Linked DNA regions of Homo sapiens: region 1 is linked to region 2. A link is a contact called in ENCODE Hi-C or POLR2A ChIA-PET data. All regions are on one chromosome and are shown on one strand. The core of a region is the stretch at or near the end of the contact, and the rest is flanking DNA. Distances in the headings are between cores, read along the strand shown. Region 1 has its middle 8.3 kb from the start of EPCAM-DT. Region 2 overlaps EPCAM-DT (EPCAM divergent transcript).

The links. Hi-C counts contacts between places; a loop is a spot of excess contacts on that map. ChIA-PET counts read pairs that join two places held with the same protein, here RNA polymerase II (POLR2A).
Region 1: POLR2A ChIA-PET joins it to region 2 with 17 read pairs in activated CD4-positive, alpha-beta T cell. The contact joins two enhancer-like sites. A Hi-C loop is called at or near these places in 2 of 168 maps with a recorded cell type or tissue (breast epithelium and naive thymus-derived CD4-positive, alpha-beta T cell). POLR2A ChIA-PET finds 5 or more read pairs at or near these places in 8 of 52 experiments (Caco-2, H1, HepG2 and 4 more).

Annotation. Positions count from the first base shown.
Region 1 is chr2:47,350,560-47,356,125 of GRCh38, forward strand. No RefSeq gene overlaps it. Among named protein-coding and RNA genes, the nearest start is that of EPCAM-DT, 8.3 kb to the left of the region's middle. Within about 2 kb of position 3,697, at least 9 of the 41 ENCODE cell types and tissues checked have a DNase peak (open chromatin) inside an H3K27ac peak, as active enhancers do.
Region 2 is chr2:47,307,679-47,312,783 of GRCh38, forward strand. All of the region lies in intron 3 of EPCAM-DT (EPCAM divergent transcript), which reads right to left. Among named protein-coding and RNA genes, the nearest start is that of BCYRN1, 25 kb to the right of the region's middle. RefSeq lists enhancers at 1,924-2,113, 3,374-3,443. Within about 2 kb of position 2,238, at least 22 of the 41 ENCODE cell types and tissues checked have a DNase peak (open chromatin) inside an H3K27ac peak, as active enhancers do.

The DNA of each region.
Region 1 (5,566 bases), core at 2,447-4,946, 44 kb after region 2:
CACTGTGGCCCCTCTAGATTTTTAAATGATGTTATTATTTGCAGTAATTCTTCAATTCATAGGAACTTAATCTCAGGGCACAGCAAGAGACAGAACTTCAATGCATTTTTTTTTTTTTTTTTTTTTTGAGACAGAGTCTCACCCTGTCGCCCAGGCTGGAGTGCAATGGTGCGATCTCAGCTCACTGCAAGCTCCGCCTCCTGGGTTCACACTGTTCTCCTGCCTCAGCCTCCCGAGTAGCTGGGACTACAGGCATCTGCCACCACGACCAGCTAATTTTTTTTTTGTATTTTTGGTAGAGACAGGGTTTCGCCCTGTTAGCAAGAATGGTCTTGATCTCCTGACCTCCTTCGTGATCCACCCACCTCGGCCTCCCAAAGTGCTGGGATTACAGGCATGAGCCACCACGCCTGGCAATGCATTTTTTAAATAACCATTTTTTCCCATACCATTGAATGAATTATCCATCTCTTTCCAGGGGAATGAAATTCCCCTGTAAAGATGAGCCCTTGACTCACACCTCTAATCCCAGCACTTTGGGAGGCTAAGGCGGGCGGATCACTGGAGGCCAGGAGTTTGAGACCATCCTGGCCAACATGGTGGAAACCTGTCTCTGCTAAAAATGCAAAAAGCAGTCAGGCATAGTGCATGCACCTGTAGTCTCAGCTACCCGGGAGTCTGAGGCACTAGAATCACTTGAACCTGGGAGGTAGAGGTTGCAGTGAGCCAAGACAGCACTACTGCACTCCAATCTAGGTGTGGAGAGACACTCTGTCTCATTAAAAAAAAAAAAAAAAAAAGATGAGCCCTCAATTACAAACTTCTTTTGGGATCAATATCAATCAGAAGTTATTAAGTGCTATAGTTTGTCTGATGCAGAAGTAAACATTTAAAGTTTTGACATAAACTTTAGGGTTGGCAAGAGCATTAAGTGAGTTAATGCATACATGTTAGCTATTACATCACAAATCACTGAAATGTTGTAGTTTAATGTCAAATTATTACAAGTTGCTAAAATAGACTTGCATGGGAATCTAAAGTACAGTAAAAATAATGCTTAATTATTAGCCAAAGTGCTCTCTCAGCTAAAATGTTTACTCATTGGTCTGCCATGAATGCTTTCAAATAACAATCATTCTTTTTGGTGTTCAGGAAAAGATCAGTATCCAGACTTAAATTTGGGAGCTCTGAAAGGAAAGCAATGAACTTTCCCTCCAACACTTTTGGATGTTTTTATGTACTCCCTCAACCCCATGGGCCCCCACGGTACCCTTATGATACTTTTGGGAACCATGATGTCTCTTTCTTCTGAAAAGCTCAATGCTGCACTCTGGTACTATTGCCTGATATTAATATGTAGTTATTTATTTTTTAACTTTATGTGTATGTCTGATCCCTCCCAACTGGGATGGAAGCTTCTCAAGAACAGGATCTGACTTGGCACAGTGGCTCACGCCTGTCATCCCAGCACTTTGGAAGGCTTAGGCAGGAGGATCACTTGCACTCAGCAGTTTGAGATCTGCCTGGACAACATGACGGAACCACGTCTCCACAAAAAAACACAAAAATTAGCTGGGTGTGGTAGCGCTTGCCTGTAATCCCAGCTACTCAGGAGGCTGAGGTGGGAAGATTGGTTAAGCCTGGGAGGTTGAGGCTGTAGGGAGCCATGATTGTGCCATTGCACTTCCAGCCTGGGCATGACTCTGACTAAAAAAAAAAAAAAAAAGTAAATAAGTTACAAATTAATACCATACGAGCCTGTGCTTCATTACAGTGATTAGAAAGGTCCTAAAAGGCTCTGATGCCTGAAATATGTCTCTCAAAGACATGCTTCTGTGCCTTAGAGCCTCCACTATTGCTTACTTCTTTTATTTTTATTTACGTATGTATGTATGTATGTATGTATGTATTTATTTATTTTTGAGACAGAATCTTGCTCTTGTTGCCCAGGCTGGAGTGCAGTGGCGTGATCTCAGCTCACTGCAACCTCTGCCTCCCAGGTTCAAGCAATTCTCCTGCTTCAGCCTCCCAAGTAGCTGGGATTACAGGTGTCCGCCACCATGCGTGGCTAATTTTTTTGTATTTTTAGTAGAGATGGGTTTTCACCATGTTGGCCAGGCTGGTCTTAAACTCCTGACCTCAGGTGATTGCCCACCTCGGCCTCCCAAAGTGCTGGGATTACAGGTGTGAGCCACCGTGCCCGGCCATGTATTTATTTTTTTGAGACAGGGTCTCGCTCTCTTGCCCAGGCTGGAGTGCAGTGGTGTGATTATGGTTCATGGCGGCCTCAGCCTCCTAGGCTCAAGAGATCCTCCTACCTCAGCCTCCTGAGTAGCTGGGACCACAGGCACCACCACATTAGCCACCACGCCTGGATGATTTTTTATTTTTATTTTTTGAGACAGAGTTTTGCTCTTGTTGCCCAGGCTGGAGTGCAATGGCGTGATCTTGGCTCACTGCAACCTCCACCTCCTGGGTTCAAGCGATTCTCCTGCCTCAGCCACCCTAGTAGCTGAGATTACAGGCATGTGCCACCATGCCCAGCTAATTTTGTATTTTTAATAGAGATGGGGTTTCTCCATGTTGGTCAGGCTGGTCTTAAACTCCCGACCTCAGGTGATTTGCCCACCTCGGCCTCCCAAAGTGCTGGGATTATAGGCGTGAGCCACTGCTCTTGGCTGATTTTTGTATTTTTTGTAGAGATGGGGTTCCACCGTGTTGCCCGGGCTTCGCTTGCTTTTTTTAGATAAAATGTTGTCTCCAGGCCAGATGTGGTGGCTCACACTTGTAATCCCAGCGTTTTGAGAGGTCGAGGGGGGAGGATCACTTGAGCCTAGGAGTTTGAGACCAGCCTGGGCAGTATAGTGAGACCCCTGTTTCTACAAAAAATAAAAAATTAGCCAGGCGTGGTGTTTCGTACCAGCTACTTGGGAGGCTGAGGCAGGAGGATTGCTTGAGCCCAAGAGGCTGAAGCTGCAGTGAGCTGTGAGTGTGCCACTGGACTCCGGCCTGGGCAAGAGAGTGAGACTCTGTCTCAAAAACAAACAAACGTGGCCGGGTGCGGTGGCTCATACCTGTAATCCCGATACTTTGGGATGCTGAGGCGGGCGGATCACTTGAGGCCAGGAGTTCAAGACCAGCCCGGCCAACATGGCGAAACTCCATCTCTACTAAAAATTCAAAAATCAGCCAGATGTGGTGGTGTGTGCCTGTAGTCCCAGCTACTCGGGAGGCTGAGGCACGAGAATCACTTGAACCCAATAGGTGGGGGTTGCTGTGAGCCAAGATCATACGAATGTATTCCAGCCTGGGTGATAAGGCAAGATCTTGTCTCAAAACAAAAAACAATAACAACAACAACGAAAACACAAAGAACAAAACAAAACCAAAGAAACACAAACTTTGTCTCCAGAAGGCCTCTATTAGAATCTAAATACCTAACCTTCGAGGTGTAACTCACTAGCACGTTGTCTCTCTAACAGTTTCCTAGCAGACAGTTCAGGTCTAGGATTGTATCCAGGGACAGAGCTAGAGAAGCCGGAGCCCCACTGTGGGGATGCTGATGAGGCAGACCCCTCAGTGAGGCCAGTGAACAGATGAGTCCACTGGGCTGGGCACCTGTGAGATGGGGCAGAGGAACACCCAGATAGGTTAAAGGGCATCTTGACACAACCAGAGTTTATCTGTAGCATAGTCTTCACAAACCAAGCCAGAACCCAAGCCAGAGCCGCATGAGAGTGAATTCCCATCTGGCTTTGGGGGACAAATGACTCATCCAAGGCTACACTCAGCGCTGAGTGGTGACTGGGAGCCAGTGCGCTCTGCTGACTGCTCCACTTTCAGAAATACTTGCAGATCTCAATTATCTAATTGCAATTGCAACGAGAACCAAAGCAGGGGAGCAGAGACAAACAATTTCTGAGGTAACCAGATGGCTTTATTAACTCAAGTTCTCACCTAAAATTGCCCTCAAGAATCCTGTGGGAATGGGTTGCAGTGGTGTGGCCCTGGATTCACAACCGACAGAGCTTCTGAATTCTGAGTGATCTGTACACAAACACACCTCTGCCTGGGTTACACGGTAAGGGCCTCATGTACATAATCGCAGCATGCTTTCCTAGAAATCGCTTGGTAGCGTGATGGGTGGGATTCAGAAGTCAGCAGGAACCCAAAGTGAGTGGAGAGGTCATGGCCATGAGTCAGAGGCCTCTATCCTTCAGCAGCCTCCAACAGGAAGCAGACAGGGAAGGTTCCTATAGTTACAAGGGCTTGGCTGGTTTATTACTTTCATTCTAATGGGCGTTTTTATAAGACATAAGCAAAGTACGAAATATTTTATAGCCATTCGGAGAGGAAGTCCGCCACACATTTCAAAGAATGAATGCCCTCTGTAAGGATAAGCAGCTAACTACAAGCTTCTTTTGGAATTGACTAGAAGTTATTAAGTACCAAAGCTTATCTGATACTCAAATAAATATTTCTCTAAGTTTTGACTCTTGAGAGGTAAACTTCAAGGTTGACAGCACCGAGGCTATGTGGTATACTAAAAGGGTGTGGGATTTAGAGTCCCACAGACCTAGGATCAAGATTTATGGCCACCATTCACCAACACCAACAATAGGATCTTGGGTTTTACTTAATTTTGGTTAACTAGTTTTCTCATTTGTAAAATAAAAATAAATGATACCTAGCTCACAGTTTCTGTGAAGATTAAGTGAGATAATATGAAAGAAATCACATTGTACTTACCAAATGTTTCGTGTTCTTTTCTCTTCCTTCATATGTGTTAAGCTGAATTAACAAACTACTAAGTAAGATTTCTTTTTTTTTTTTTTTTCCCGAGACAGGGTCTTGCTCTGCCGCCCAGGCTGGAGTGCAGTGACATGATCATGGCTCACTACAGCCTTGACCTTCACCTCCCAGGTGCAAGCCATCCTCTCGCCTCAGCCTCTCATGTAGCTGGGACCACAGGCATAAACCACCATGCCTGGCCAATTTTTTTAATTTTTAGTAAAGACAGGGTCTCACTGTGTTGCCCAGGCTGGCCTCAAATTCCTGGGCTCTCCAATCACATTTGGGATTAGGTAAAAAATTAAAAACAAAAAAAAATAAAAAAAAACTTCTGGGCTCAAGTGTTCCTCCCACATCAGCCTCCCAAAGTGCTGGAATTACAGGGATGAGTCATAATGCCTGGCCTAAACCACTTACTCTTTTTTTTTTTTTTTTTGAGACGGAGTTTTGCTCTTGTTGCCCAGACTGGAGTGCAACGGCACAATCTTGGCTCACTGCAACCTCTGCCTTCCTAGTTCAAGTGATTCTCCTGCCTCAGCCTCCTGAGTAGCTGGGATTACAGGTGTGTGCCACCACGGCCAGCTAATTTTGTATTTTCAGTAGAGACGGGGTTTCTCCATGTTGGTAAGGCTGGTCTCGACTCCTGACCTCAGGTAATCCGCCTGCCTAGGCCTCCCAAAGTGCTGGGATTACAGGCATGAGCCACCATGCCCAGCCTTTTTGTTGTTGTTGTTGTTTTTGAGACAGGGTCTTGCTGTGTTGCCCAGGCTGGAGT
Region 2 (5,105 bases), core at 988-3,487:
CGTCAACTGTACAGTGAGAATTTTTTATTTTTTTATTTTTTTAGACAGAGTCTCCCTCTGTTACCCAGCCTGGAGTGCAGTGATGCGATCTCAGCTCACTGCAACTTCTACCTCCTGGGTTCAACAATTCTCCTGCCTCAGCCTCCCGAGTAGCTGGGATTACAGGCATGCACCACCATGCCCGGCTAATTTTTGTATTTTTAGTAGAGACGGTGTTTTACCATGTTGGCCAGGCTGGTTTTGAACTCCTGACCTCAAGTGATCTGCCCACCAGGACCTCCCAAAGTGCTTGGATTACAGGCATGAGCCACCACGCCCGGCCGTACAGTGAGAATTTGAACCCAGTTCTGTATGACTCCTGAATCCTCTTAATTTCCACACTACATCAGTATTCAACAGTCAGGACTGCCTACACAGGCTGCTTGATGGAGCTTCCCTGGCCTCCACAAAGAGAACCTCTCTCCATTAAGATTTGCTTTACATTAAGACTGGGACTTGCAGCACCTTGTCTGAGTCCCCTCCCTGACCAGCTTCCTTCTAGTAGCAGTTGTGAACTCAGTACTGCTTTCCTCTTACTCCAAAAAGTGCTGCTCTTTTCTTAAAAAAAAAAAAAAAAAAAAGTTTCTTCTGGTTATTTTTCACTGTAGAAGATTAAGAAAATCCTGAAAAGCACAGGAAGAAAATAAAATAATCCATAATTACGAAATTGAGATAATCTTTTAAAACAGCTTGATATATTTCCTTCGTGTACAAGGTGTTTTTCAGAGGCCTGTGGATCCCAGCCCCTCCACCAGCTCCTGACTCATGAGCTTCTCCCGGAAGCTTCTCCCTTTACTCTCATGGGCAAAGACTTCCTCCCTCAATCCCTCAAAGTGACCCCACAAGGACATAAGGCTATACCCTGCCACCTTCTCTTTTTTTTTTTTTTTTTTTTTTTTTGAGATGGAGTCTCGCTCTGTCACCCAGGCTGGAGTGCAATGGCACGATCTCGGCTCACTGCAACCTCCGCCTCCCGGGTTCAAGCGATTCTCCTGCCTCAGCCTCCTGAGTAGCTGAGATTACAGGCACATGCCACCATGCCGAGCTAATTTTTGTGTTTTTAGTAGAGACGGTGTTTCACCATCTTGGCCGGGCTGGTCTCGAACTCGTGACCTCATGATCCACCCACCTCGGCCTCCCAAAGTGCTGGGATTACAGGTGTGAGCCACCATGCCCGGCTTATCCTGCCACCTTCTAGCCTCAACTGAAAGTCAGAATTCTGGAGCCAAATTTTGGAGACATGTGGAGAACTGATACACAACAATTGTTACACTCTTTCCTCACTAAACTTTTTAAATTTTTTTTTTCATTTTTTATTTTTGGAGACCGTGTCTTGCTGTCACTCAGGTTGGAGTGCAGTGGCACGATCACAGCTCACTGCAGTCTTGACCTTCCAGGCTTAGGTGATCCTCCCACCTCAGCCTGCCGAGTAGCTGGGACTACAGGTGTGCACCAGCACGCCCAGTTAGTTTTTGTATTTTTAGTAGAGACGGGGTTTCACCATGTTGGCCAGGCTGGTCTCAAACTCCTGACCTCAGGTGATCCACCCAGATGATCCACCCGCCTCAGCCTCCCAAAGTGCTGGGATTACAGGCATGAGCCACTGTGCCCAGCTGATTACTCTTGTCTCCTGCTAAATCACAGACGTTTGGGGAGTTCCTTCAGGACCCCAATAAACTTGTCTGTGGAGGCCTGGGGAGTCTCTTCAGACCCCCAATAAAATTTGTTTAATCCTAAATGGATCCTGTTAAGAATTCCTCCATTATTTTGTCACGCTTTAAGGCCCAGGAAAGGCCTAGGCAAAACTCTTGGTGGGCTTTTGTTACATTCCAGTCTTTGTATAAGGGCACTGGCCCTTTCAGCTTTTAATATTTAACTTAACTACTCAGTCAGTACTTTCACAGTTGTTATGGAAGCCTGAGGATCTTGCCACTGCGCTCTAGCCTGGGTGACAGAATGAGACCCAGTCTAAAAAAAAGAAAAAAGAAAGAAAAGAATGTCCTGTATTCACACAACCACCACAGAACTGGACCTTCTTGAACAGTGCAGCATGGCTCATTCCTTCATTCTTTGATATCCCAACCCCTGCTCAGCATCTGCAGCATGGGGCACAGAGCAGGCACACCCTCCAATGCTGCTCTGTTCACTAGACGGCAGCTTTCTCCTCAGCCCTCAGTGTTCGGCTTGTGCACAGAAAACGTGAATCTAGATAATAAGAGCAAAGAACATCTCCACGGGACATAAGTAAACCACCACACCCCACCCACCTCTATCAACCTTATCTGCTTACTTGGAGCTCTGATCTCTAACAGGCAATTAATCCTCCCTTGTGGAACTCAAAAGTCACCTACCCATTCCCCAGGGAGCTGGGTGATAAGAAAGCGCAAAGTTTAGGATTACTCTTTGATAAGAGTCTTGCTTAAACAAGATCACATACAAAAGCCTGTCTGATCCCCACACCCTTCTCCCCTGGCTCCCCTCTCTCCTTTCTTCCTCTCTTGCTTGTAAGATTGCAAGATTGTGCAAGCCAACCCACAGACTTGGGCTCTGAAAGGCCTAATGCAAATTGCTTTTAGACACACACATTTCTTTCCCAGCCCTCTGTATTAGTCCACTCCCCACCCAGCAGGCCTCACCCTTACCCCCTACCTGGGAGTTGACGCTTGGGGCTCCCCTGGGAGCTGATTGCCCTGGTCTGCTCCTGGCCACTTCCCATTGGTGCTTGCTCATTTACATTTTAAAATTAGAGCAGAGTTCAACACTGTGGTTGGCTTTAGTGGCTCTATGAATTGTCCTACCCTGGTGAGAAAAATGCAGACAATATAGCCACCTGGGAAAACTTTGCTCCTAAAATAGCGCAGCCCCCACAGCATTCTGGCAACAGGTTGCTCTGTGGTGAGTCTCTGGCTCTGGGCTGATAGAAACACCCGGGGATGTAAATAGCAATGAGAAAAGGCCACTTGTACCACGATGACGTTTCGTGTTGGCGGGTTCTACCCCCACCCCAACCCCACCTAAGTTCTCTATTTTTGTTTTGCTTAAACTTCAGCTCACAGCATAAACACCCAGGGTTGAGGCTCCATTCTGCCCTAGAGCTGTGAGTGCAGGGTGAGGGGTTGTGGTGTCCTGTTCCTCCTACCATGTCCCAGCCCCTCTGTTTCAGTCTCAGCACTGTCCTCCCAGACCCTCCCTTCTGAAGGTCAGTTCCCTCTGCTGCAAAGTGGGAATAACAGCATTCGTTGGGAGGGTTGAATGAGTTGACAAAACCCATGCCTGGCACAGTGCCCGCCTGTGGCAGGCTGCAGTGTCTCAGGCCATGATTAAGACAGGGTTGTGGCAGTGATGCAGGTGCACACAGTGGTGAAGAAGCAGACGGTGGGGACCCTCTTGGCAGTCCCCGACCACACAGATGCATGGCAGGACCAGGAGGTGGGGGGCCTCAGGCTGAAACGGCCATCTCCCCAACTCCTCCTTGTTTGTCGGATTCCAGGCCAGCGCCTGGCAGCCCTTCGGCACAGAACTTCTTGTACATTCCACAGCAAGTGAAAGGGCTTTTGTCCCCACACAGGAAGAACAAATGACAAAGGCAATTGTGTGTCTCCCCACGGGCCCACACAGCAAGCTTGGGAAGAGAAAATTCTTTCCCCAAGAGTCCAGCTTTGCTGGAGCGGTTGCAGTCACAGATCAGTCAAACTGTGGCACAGCTCTGGAAGAGTGTGGCATCTGAGCTCCCACATGTGTGGCAGGGTGCTCATCGCACGCCCAGCACACACACATGTGCACAAACTCCAACACATTGCTCCTGCCCAGACTAGCTGGGCAGTGCGTCACAGATGCTCTAGCTGCAGGGGCTCAGGAGGGCATCACACCCACCCCCTTCAGGAGGTTATGGCTTTATTATTCCCTGATATGGTTTGGCTGTGTCCCTACCCAAATCTCATCTTGAATTGTAGCTTCCATAATTCCCACGTGTTGTGGGAGGGACCCGGTGGGAGATAATTGAATCATGGGGGCAGTTTCCCCCATATTGCTCTCATGGTAGTGAATAAGTCTCATGAGATCTGATGGTTTTATAAGGGGAAACCGTTTTCGCTTGGCTCTCATTCCCTCTTGCCTGCTGCCATGTAAGACGTGCCTTTGCTCCTCGCCTTCCTCCATGATTGTGAGGCCTCCAGCCATGTGGAACTATGAGTCTATTAAACTTCTTTTTTTTATAAATTACCCAGTATGGGCATGTCTTTATTAGCAGCATGAGAACAGACTAATACATTCCCCTTCCCAGGTGGGCCACAAAGGCCCAGAGGGTCCTACAACTCGCCATGGGTCTCACCGTGCTTGTCCTTTTCAGGCCTCATGGCCCACACTGTGAAGAATGTTAGGCACTATCAGAGAAAGATCTGTTTTCAAGAAGTCTATCCTGAAGGCCCTTCAAACACATAGTCATTGAGGGCCTATGAGAGGGTGGAGACTCCAGACTACCCACAGGAGATAAATTATACTGAAGAAATCATTCTCACTGGGACAGGATAGATCTCTCCTTTTACCATTTTTTTTCCATCCTTATTTTTCGTATTCTCTTGTAATTATCATAATAGGAAGCTGAGGGTTTGGAAGATTTTAAAATTTGTTAAAGGAAAAAACTTTTCTTATCAAATGAAATTATTATGCATCACTTTATTGGACCCCATGAATGGAATGGAATAACCCAACCCATTTCTGCTGCAGACTTGGCTGCCAGAGCCCTTGGTTGCTGAGTTTAGTGATCAGTCACAGTAACCAGTTCGTCCCAGGTACATCTGGTGCTCCTAATAGATGTCTGGCCTGGCATCTGCTTTTATGTTTTGTGTCTTGTTGTATCTTGAACTTAAATTTCATAAGTGATCTTTGTGCTGTGCAAAAAACTTTCATTGGCCTAACAGAGTTGGGAAATCTAGATGTTATTCCCAGTTCTGCCTGACTGACCAGTTCCACCTTGAGCAAGACATTCCCTCTATCTGGGCCTCTATTTCCTCATTTTGAAACCTATCTGTGTCTCCCAGACTTTCCTGTAACAGAATAACCTTGAG